2 separate regions of the Homo sapiens genome follow, and region 1 is linked to region 2. Evidence: chromatin loops called from intact Hi-C (ENCODE). Cell type or tissue: heart right ventricle. All regions are shown on one strand. Links, peaks and the distances in the headings refer to the core of each region. The heading gives the core; the rest is flanking DNA.

Region 1 (4,000 bases), core at 1-4,000, 380 kb before region 2:
TAATGACAGTAACTGACTATAATCCATTAAATGAACTAGAAATTAATGAGTCCATGCTAAATAAATTGAAAGCTTGATAAAAAATAGGATATTTGGGTGGTTTCAAAGGACCTTCCCAAAATACCAATGACAAAGGGGAAAAAAGTAACTTTACAGTGGAAACCCCAACAGACACTGCCTTTAAAGTGATCAGTGTGAACACATCAACAGTAATGAGTCAAACAGATATCCTCTGCCACTTGAGAGAAGGCATGAAAATATATAACATCACCTCTGTGATATTCCTGCCACAGATGCATAAATGGATCTAATCATGAGTGAACATCAGACAAATCCAAATTGAGAGAAATTATATAACATAACTGGCCTATAATCTTCAAAAATGTTGTAAATGTCAAGGACAAACTGAGGAACTATTACACACTAGTGAAACAACTAAAATCACACATGATTCTAAACTGAATTCTGAACCAGGCATGGTAGGTCATGCCAGGGGAGGCTGAGGTGGGAGGAGCGCTTGAGCTCAGGAGTTCAAGACCAGCCTGGGCTACAGCAACACCTCATCTCTTACAAAAAATAACAATGATGATAAATGATTTAAAACTAAACTGAATTCTTCTGCTACAAAGAAATCATTGGGACAATATAAGTGAAATTTGAATGGGATCTTAGAATTGGATGGTAGTAGTATGCCATGTTAATTTCCTGATTTTTTTTTTACCATATTGCAATTATTAATATGTAAGAGAATGCCTTTATTTCTAAGAAATACATACTAAAGTATTTGGAGGTGAAGGCCATCACACCAGCAACTTAGTCTCAAATGGTTTTTTAAAAGTGCTTTTATTGTTCTTACATTTCTATTATAAATTTGAGATCGTTTGAAATTTTCTTTTAAAGGAAAGAATTAAAAGAGGACCAAAAAAAAAAAAAGACAGGAGCTGGAATTTTAAATTAGAAACCCATTGCACATGCTTTCAAGTTTTATGGTACATATTTATACTAAGTTGCATGATAAATTATGTATAATTCCCCCAAATATAACTATTTTTCCCAAATTAAAGAATCTCACCATGCTTGGTCAAAGAAGTCTACCTGGAATAATCTCCACTGGATCCTGGAGTCAAGATTTGAGGCCCAAAGTAGTCAAACCTAAGTCAGCAATGCTTCTTACTGAAATTGCTTAATAAGGCTTATTTCTGTCTGGGTGCTATGCATCGTACCTTAACATACATCGCCAACAACGCTTGAAGATAAATACTGTTATTATTTCTATTTTGAAGATTTGAACTTTTCTCAAGGAGATTAAGCAAAATGTTCAGGATCTTCCTCTAGTAAACAGAGCACTAGAAAAAAAACTTAAGTTTTTCAACTCATGGCCTGTGCTTTTCCCACTGCAATCCAGTAGCTCCCTAGGTCCATGGCACCACGCTCTTCATTGTGGGAGAGACAAAGATGAATGAGGCAAGTTCTCAGAGAAGTATTTCTGCCTTCTCTTCTTCATACCACAGTCAGTATCTTCTGCCTCTTCCCTCTTACTAGGACTCTCTCACATACTAGTTTTCATCAGTGGGTAAGTCCAGGGACATTATTTAATCTACCTTTTTCCTCATTGAAGAGATGCTAAAGCAATACTTTTTTTTTTGACATCACAAACTGAATTTACTTTATTATTATTATGTTTTATTATACTTTAAGTTCTAGGGTACATGCGCACAATGTGCAGGTTTGTTACATATGTATACATGTGCCATGTTGGTGTGCTGCACCCATTAACTCGTCATTTACATTAGGTATATCCCCTAATGCTATCCCTCCCCCATCCCCCCACCCCACAACAGGCCCCGATGTGTGATGTTCCCCTTCCTGTGTCCAAGTGTTCTCATTGTTCAATTCCCACCTATGAGTGAGAACATGCAGTGTTTGGTTTTTTGTCCTTGTGATAGTTTGCTGAGAAGGACGGTTTCCAGCTTCATCCATGTCCCTACAAAGGACATGAACTCATCATTTTTTATGGCTGCACAGTATTCCATGGTGTATAAGTGCCAAATTTTCTTAATCCAGTCTATCATTGATGGACATTTGGGTTGGTTCCAAGTCTTTGCTATTGTGAATAGTGCCACAATAAACATACGTGTGCATGTGTCTTTATAGCAGCATGATTTATAATCCTTTGGGTATATACCCAGTAATGGGATGGCTGGGTCAAATGGTATTTCTAGTTCTAGATCCCTAAGGAATCGCCACACTGTCTTCCACAATGGTTGAACTAGTTTACAGTCCCACCAACAGTGTAAAAGTGTTCCTATTTCTCCACATCCTCTCCAGCACCTGTTGTTTCCTGACTTTTTAATGATCACCATTCTAACTGGCGTGAGATGGTATCTCATTGTGGTTTTGATTTACATTTCTCTGATGGCCAGTGATGGTGAGCATTTTTTCATGTGTTTTTTGGCTGCATAAATGTCTTCTTTTGAGAAGTGTCTGTTCATATCCTTCGCCCACTTTTTGATGGGGTTGTTTGTTTTTTTCTTGTAAATTTGAGTTCTTTGTAGATTCTGGATATTAGCCCTTTGTCAAAAGAGTAGATTGCAAAAATTTTCTCCCATTCTGTAGGTTGCCTGTTCACTCTGATGGTAGTTTCTTTTGCTGTGCAGAAGCTCTTCAGTTTAATTAGATCCCATTTGTCAATTTTGGCTTTTGTTGCCATTGCTTTTGGTGTTTTAGTCATGAAGTCCTTGCCCATGCCTATGTCCTGAATGGTATTGCCTAGGTTTTCTTCCAGGGTTTTTATGGTTTTAGGTCTAACATTTAAGTCTTTAATCCATCTTGAATTAATTAGCAATTCTAAAGATTTACAAATGTGCCTCAGAATATAAGGGTTAAAAAAATGAGTTTATTGAGTTTATGATAACCACTTAGCTAAAACTGGAAAGAAAAAATGACATAGGAGGAGTATAAAGATAAACAGTACGATCTGTGAATAATTTGATGTTGGATAAGAAAAGCCAAAGGCCAACCTAGGAACTATTAGGAGTTCTGGACAACTAAACTGCTGACTCCCAAATTTCTAATGTCTCACTTGGTAGAAGAGATCACCTAAGAAGCTCTCATAAAGAGCAGAAATGGGACTGTTGCTCTCTGGAGAAACAATGGGACCTTTTCATCTCTGTGAGGAGTACACTATTCTTCCCACTTCAGTGATGGTTGAAAAGAAACTGACTCCTCGATAAAAACAGAGTGGGGATAATAAGACACCACTTTATGCCAGGTGCAGTGGCTCACGCCTGTCATCCCAACACTTTGGGAGGCTGAGATGGGAGGATGGATTGAACCCTGGAGTTCGAGGCCAGCCTGGGCAACATGGCAAAACCCCATCTCCACAAAAAATACAAAAATTAGCCGAGCATGGTGGCATGTGTCTATAGTGTCAGCTACTAGGCTAAGATGGCAGGATCAATTGAACCCAGGAGATTGTGGCTCTAGTGATATGTGATCACACCACTGTACTCCAGCCTGAGCCAGGATCAAGAACCTGTCTAAAAAACAAAACAAAACAAAACAAAACAAAAATACTAAGTAAATAATGAATTCTCTCAACTCAGCTCACAATACAAAGTAGGACACGTTGAATATCACTTTCATAATTCTGCTTCATCCATCTGGAACACTGGCTATAAGGCCTTACTAGAACTTTGAGAAGCTTACTGAGTAAATTTTTTTTTTTTTTTACTCAATAAGTTCAAGTATTGAGTAAATTTTCCCAAAAAACAAATACTCTAAAATGAAAGATATCACATCAGGACCATATAATTACTTTCAGCATTTTATGAAAAGGATAAAGGAAACCCTCCTCATAAAACAAAACAAAAAACTATAGGCCGTTTATAGATTACTCAAACTGACATAATTCAGTTTGTAAAATCATTATTTTATTACATGATTCCTATATAAAATCATTATTTTAACATAGGAACTTATAAGAAAACTCAATGCAGTT
Region 2 (6,152 bases), core at 1,140-5,139:
GAAGACTTATTGTTTTGTCTGCCCAGAACAGCACCTCCCTTCTTTGGGGGAAATCCTCCTTCACCAATTCAGCTGTAATTATGGAAGGAGCTGCCAATTATTGTGCCAATTATTGTGTATTGCTCCAGTGTTCACAGGAATGAGTGTGAAACCCAGGTTGGGCCAGTCACTGAACCCTAGGAGCCCCTTGGCCACAGTGATTGGTCTAGGAAGAGTCATATGGTCTGGGTTGAACAAATCAGAATGCCTTTCCTTCCATAGCTTTTTCCTTTAAAAGTTTTAAAATTAATTTTAAATACATAAATTATACCTGAATACGTTATCACTGAAAAAGTTTAAACCTGACAGTCTCCTTCAATCTCAACACCTAATCTTAGCTTCACCAGAGATAACCAAGGTAATTTAGTGAATCTAGACCTTTTCTATGCATTTTCATATATTTAGAAATATGTTATAAACATATATAAATATATATTATTATTTCAAGGTTTTGTTTTGGTTTTGGTTTATGCTTGAGTGATACCATATTGTATCTATATACTGCAAATTACATTTTTCATTTACCAAGATGTCTTAGGGGTTTATGTCAGTACATACTTCATTCTTTTTAATAGTTTCCAGGTTTTCAGAGTATAAAATATATCATGGTTTAAAGATGGACACTTATGTTATTCCTAATTTTGCATTACAAATAATTCTTCACATAACACCCTGGCCTGTGTTTCCTTGTGCACATACATGAGAGTTACTGGTCTGGATTTTGAGACATGGCATCATGAGATCCATGGTAACCACATTTCAAATTATAATAGATACTGCCAAATTTCCCTCCAAAGGGACTGGGACAATTTATGTTCCCTCCAATAGTGTATCACAGCATTAGGGTCTCCATTTTCCATTCCTTCATCAGTACTGGAAAAGAACAAAGTGTAACATTTTTGAACTGTGACGACTGCACACTGGTATGCTGCTGTTTGCTGTCCTCTAGCCGGAGCTGGTGTGAAAGAGTGCTTTCCTCTCTGGCCATGGGGCTGTGAGGATGGGCACACAGAGCCTCACAGCCTTGAGAGCAGGTGGATAAATCAACATCCTGAGGGGAGGGGACGTCCCAAGGATGTCCACTCCTTGAAGCCATTTGTTTTATCCCTGTCTCCACAGTAGTTTATGTAAGCCAACACCTTCATCTTTGGGGCTCAAGCTAATTAGAATTTTGTTTCTGTTACTTTCAGCCACAAGACTGAACTCATGATTAAAATGTATAAATGACCATTGTTTCTCTCATCCCTGGCCCTGAGATCACAAAGTTTATGCTGATTATTCTCTCTTATTGTTCTATTTCTCCTCTCCTCCTCATTCCTTACTTTCCTCATGCCCACATTCCTCTCCCCAGGCACCATATTCAGGGGGTTCAGATCACCTGTGGGGTCCTTTTCAGAAAGGGCAGAGGAGAGCAGGAAACAAAGCCCCTGGGAACAGGAGACGGGAGGGGCATGGGCCTGATTCCCCTGTGGAATCTTTCCCGAGTGAACACAGGCACTCTTAGTTTCTGTGCCTAGGCCTTAGGCCAATGTCTCTGTTTTAACAGAAAAAAAAAAAAGAAAGAAAAAGGAAAAGAGTAAAAAAGCAAAAACTAAAAGACACAGTGGAAGAATCTGCCCTCCCTTTTTGTTTTGAATTATCATACCCCCCAGCACTGAGTGAAAACTCATTTTGTTAAAAATTGACATAGCAGTTGCAGCTTCTTAGACACAGACACAACATAAACACATAAACACAGGCTGTGAGTGTTCTTTTGATGGTAGTATGTGTTTATTGTTTTATTTTATTAATAAAAGAGTGAGAACAGGGTACTAAATTATACCCAATCCAAAATAAAAGGAGAGCAGCTCAATATTTACTCCCATAATGACACCAGGTCACCCATCTGTAGGACGCTGGGGCCTGGTTCAGAGCAAGATGCTGTCTCCAGTTGCCATGACCCGAGGTGCTAGAGAGTTCTGAGTGTAACCCTTCTCAGATATGAGCTCATCTCACCCTGGAATAATTCTGAGAAGTAGGAATGGCATAGGGACAACATCCCCATTTCAGAAAGGAGGGGCCCTGGGGAAAGAGGCTGTGTCCTTCAGGGCCAAACAGTGACACAGGAATGGGACAAAAGCCTCCCCTCCCAAGACTAAATGTCTGTGAGAAAACTGCTGGAGAAAGGCTAGCCAGGCAGGGAGCCTGGGTGCAGGAGGTGGAGGGAGGGCGGTGAGCCCCCAGCTTGGCTGCATGTCAGGAGAGCTGGGAGAAGGGTCATGTACCCTGACATTCACAGAGGGGGTGGCACAAGAGAAGCAACTGCAGCCTCTCATTATGACCCAGTAAATCTTCAGTAAAACCCTCTGCCCTGCCATGTTTGGTGGGGAAAAACCGTTTTCTGGAAGCTGCTAAGGGGGCTGAATTTTGCATTACATTGCCTGGGGTCAAAAGAATCAACTCACAAATGAGCTGACTCACAAGCGAGTTGTCTATGAGACACCTGTATGCACATATTTGCTTTATTCACTGCTGTATCCCTGATGTCTACAACAGTGTCTGGCACACAGTGGATGCTCAGAAAATATTTGTGGAATAAACACATAGAACTCTTTACATCTGCAGTCTCTGCCACACCCACCTCTGTGTCTCCCTTCTCCAAAGTCTGGCTTAACATTCACAGAGACTCTGGTGTGGCTGACCCACTCTGTGCCCAGCACTAAAGCCTTGGTTCCCTCCGGGGAACTGAGAGGTCCCTGAGCTTCTGGAGCCGCCTTCTCGGTTATTGCAGGTTTCCTCCCCACCCAGAGTATGTGCAGCGCCCTGACCTGCTGCCCCAGCAGGTTCTCATCAGGACTCCACAGCCCACTCCATGTGTGGGCCGGAGTAGAGAGAGGAAGCTCTCCCAGCGCCACAGTGGGAGCTGCCAGCCTTGTCTTTTGCCTGTGGCCAGGGCAGGACTGTGGACTTTTCATCCCAGTTCTTCAAGCAAAGCTTCAGGCTCGCCCCCTACTGTGAAAGTGGAGGAACTTCATCTGGAGCACAACTCCCGGGCTCCTTGGAGTTCAGCATCCTTGATCACTTTTCTCTGAGCTAGGGTTGAAGCCCCAACGTTCACATGGGTTAGGATATGTGACTACGAGCAAAGCTTCACCTCTCTCAGCCTCAGTTCACTCATCATAAAGGGGGTAGGAAACAGCTGAAAACGCCATCCCTGTTCACCTGACAACAATATGGTGAGGATTAAATAAGGGCAGATGGCCGGACGTGGTGGCTCACAACTGTAATCTCAGCACTTTGGGAGGCAGAGGCGGGCAGATCACTTGAGGTCAGGAGTTCAAGACCAGCCTGGTCAACAGGGTGAAACCCTGCCTCTACCAAAATACAAAAATTAGCCAGGCGTGGTGGCGGACACCTGTAATCCCAGCTACTTGGGAGGCTGAGGCAGGAGAATCACTTGAACCTGGGATGCAGAGGTTGAAGGGGGCTAAGATCATGCCACTGCACTCCAGTCTGGGCAACAGAGTGAGACTCCATCTCCAAAATAATAATAATAATAATAATAAAACAAAAATTAGCTGGGCACGGTGGCTCAGACCTGTAATCCCAGCACTTTGAGAGGCTGAGGTGGGTAGATCACTTGAGACCAGGAGTTCAAGACCAGCCTGGCCAACATGGTGAAGCCCTATCTCTACTAAAAATACAAAAATTAGCCGGGCATGGTGGTGCACACCTGTAATCCCAGCTATTTGGGAGGCTGAGGCAGGAGAATCATTTGAACCCAGGAAGTGGAGGTTGCAGTGAGCTGAGATCATGCCACTGCACTCCAGCCTGGGTGACAGAGTGAGACTCCTTCTCAAAACAACAGCAACAACAAGAAAAAACTACAAATGAGGGCAGACATGTGACAGTTTCTTGCCTTTGTCAGGCTCTGCAAAGCTGTGGGGCTACTGTTTCCTAACAGTAGGCCACTGAACAAACAACAAATATCCACACCTTCGTTGCCTAGACCCAAGGCAGAGCAGGTGCCTTTTCCTCCATACCCCTTAGCCCAGGCTGCCCTGGGTAAGCTCTTGCTGACTGAGGGCTGCAGGCTCCTGGGCTATCTAAAGGGCCTGGACATGACACCCTGGCAGATGCTGCTGGCTAGAGAAGGGGAGCCCTGGTCCCCTCCATTCTTGGGTCACATGATCAGAGGCAGCAGCTATTCACCTGTCCAGGTGGGGAGCCATTGGCATGTGGAAGGCCATAGAAACTCAGGTTAGACGTCTGCTGGGCTGAGACAGAAGCTGGAAGGCCATCAGGGACAGAGCTTGTCTCCCCACACAACCCTGAGCCCCACACAAGGACCCAGGGCAAGTGTGGGGTAAGAGGCTGTTTCTCACTGTGGTCTCAGACAAAGGAAAATCCCCAAGGCCCTGGTGTGCAGGAGTAGTGAGGCACCCCTTGTGGGTTGCCAAATTTAGCAAATAAAAATACAAGACAGACATGCCACTTAGATGTGAATTTCAGATAAGCATCAAGTACTTTTAAAATATAAATATGTCCCATGGAATATTTGAGATATACTTATACCAAACATTATTTGTAATTTATCTGAAATTCAAGTTTAACTGGACATCTCATATTTTATCTGGAAACCCTCCAGACCCTCCAGGGCCAAAAGGGCTCGGGGGACCCAGCCCCTTCCCACAGCCCACAGCCACACCCCACTGGAGGTTCTGGGCACTCTCGCAAGAGGACGCTTCCTGCTCCAGGTGGTGCCAGGTGGTGACCCCAGCAGCCCAGCATGGGTGGAAAGAGGAAAGGGAACGCGGCAGAGGGAAAAGCCAGCAGTCCCCTTAGATTTCACCCTTGAGTGTCTGTGAGGTGAGTCACCTGTCACCTTCACAGGGCCTTGTCCGCATCAAAGGAGGTCATGGTGGCGAAGTGCTTTCACATTACAAATGCCCTTCCCGCGGGGTGTTGTGGCAGGGCCTGCACTGGCCTTTGCTCGGCTCTTAAGGGTTGGCATCCCTGGTGACCCTCCCTTTTCCCTGAGTCATCTCACCCACTGCCTGGCTCCAGTCACATCTATAAGTGGATGGCAACCCACTTAGCACTCCGTCCTCCTTTACAGTAGAATAAATATACACCACTTCTTCAGGGGAAACAGCCTCAGACCCCTATTTTCATGTGCCTACTGGACACCCTCCCAGGAGTCTTTCTGTCCCTGTCCCACCCCCTCTACCACTGCCCACAGGCGGACTCTGCCAGCTCTTCTCTGAATAACAGAGGCAGCCCCCAGCTTGCCCTGCCCCAGTTCCCTGCCCACATCACACCCAGGGGTGGGTTTCTAAAATCCAGTCTGACCATGGCGTTCCACTGCATAAGACCCTTCCATGGCTTCCTCTTGGTCTTGGGATAAAGTCAAAAGACCTTATCTGTCTTCTGCTCTCATACAGACATATTTCTTGTCATGTCACCAACTGGCCAGTGCTGTCCCTATTCTCCAGCCCACTGTCCCACTAAATGCCCCCAGCCCACTGTTCCACTGTCCCTGCCCAGCCTGCCCTTCCCAACATTCCGTGTCCCCTCAATGCCCTTCACTTCCTTTCCTTTACTAGTGAAAGGATTAGTGGAGCTCCAACGTCCATCCCTGAAGAATGGGGATATTCGCCTTCCTACCAGGCTTCCTAGGGTCTGGGAGAGAATCAAATGAGAAAGGGGATGTAAAACTATTTTGTAAACTGAAAAAGGTTTGTAAGAGATGAAGAAGAATAAAATGACCAATGGTCTGGGAGAGCCTTGTAAACTTCCTTATCAGCTGACCTCAGAGGCCCACAAGAAGCACAGGGGACAACCATGTGAGGGGACTGGGGAAACTGTGGCATTTGAGCCGGGAAGCGTGATTGGGGGGTAATGCTTTGGGTTGGGATGGAGAGCGTCATTCATTACTGGAGCAGCCATAACCTACTTGTGAAGTCTGTGTCTGCACGAGAACCCCTAGGGAGACAGGGGTAGTGACAAGGGGGTGCAGGATGGTGGGGCTTCGGCCCCTTCCTTCCAGCTTAGCCAGGTGAGTCATCCGGAGGTACCGGCCCAAATCTCACCTCCTCCACTTGAGGCTGAGCAGAAATGGTCCAGAGGATGTG

The links. Peaks named below come from ENCODE experiments on the same cell type or tissue, not always from the same donor. Only the 100,000 strongest peaks of a DNase experiment are listed, where the experiment ranks them.
Region 1: a loop joins it to region 2, with 2.2 times the contacts of the local background. A loop is called at or near these places in 1 of 110 quality-filtered maps.

Annotation. Positions count from the first base shown.
Region 1 is chr2:28,102,874-28,106,873 of GRCh38, reverse strand. The region is part of intron 6 of BABAM2 (BRISC and BRCA1 A complex member 2); the gene reads right to left. Among named protein-coding and RNA genes, the nearest start is that of MIR4263, 110 kb to the right of the region's middle. In heart right ventricle, for the core only: no CTCF peak of the experiment used is centred there; no DNase peak of the experiment used is centred there; H3K27ac peaks cover 1,055 bases.
Region 2 is chr2:27,720,351-27,726,502 of GRCh38, reverse strand. The region is part of intron 2 of LOC105374378 (a long non-coding RNA gene); the gene reads right to left. Among named protein-coding and RNA genes, the nearest start is that of LINC01460, 7.7 kb to the right of the region's middle. In heart right ventricle, for the core only: CTCF peaks have their summits at 2,834 and 3,035 (motif pointing left); a DNase peak (open chromatin) is centred at 2,996; H3K27ac peaks cover 3,697 bases.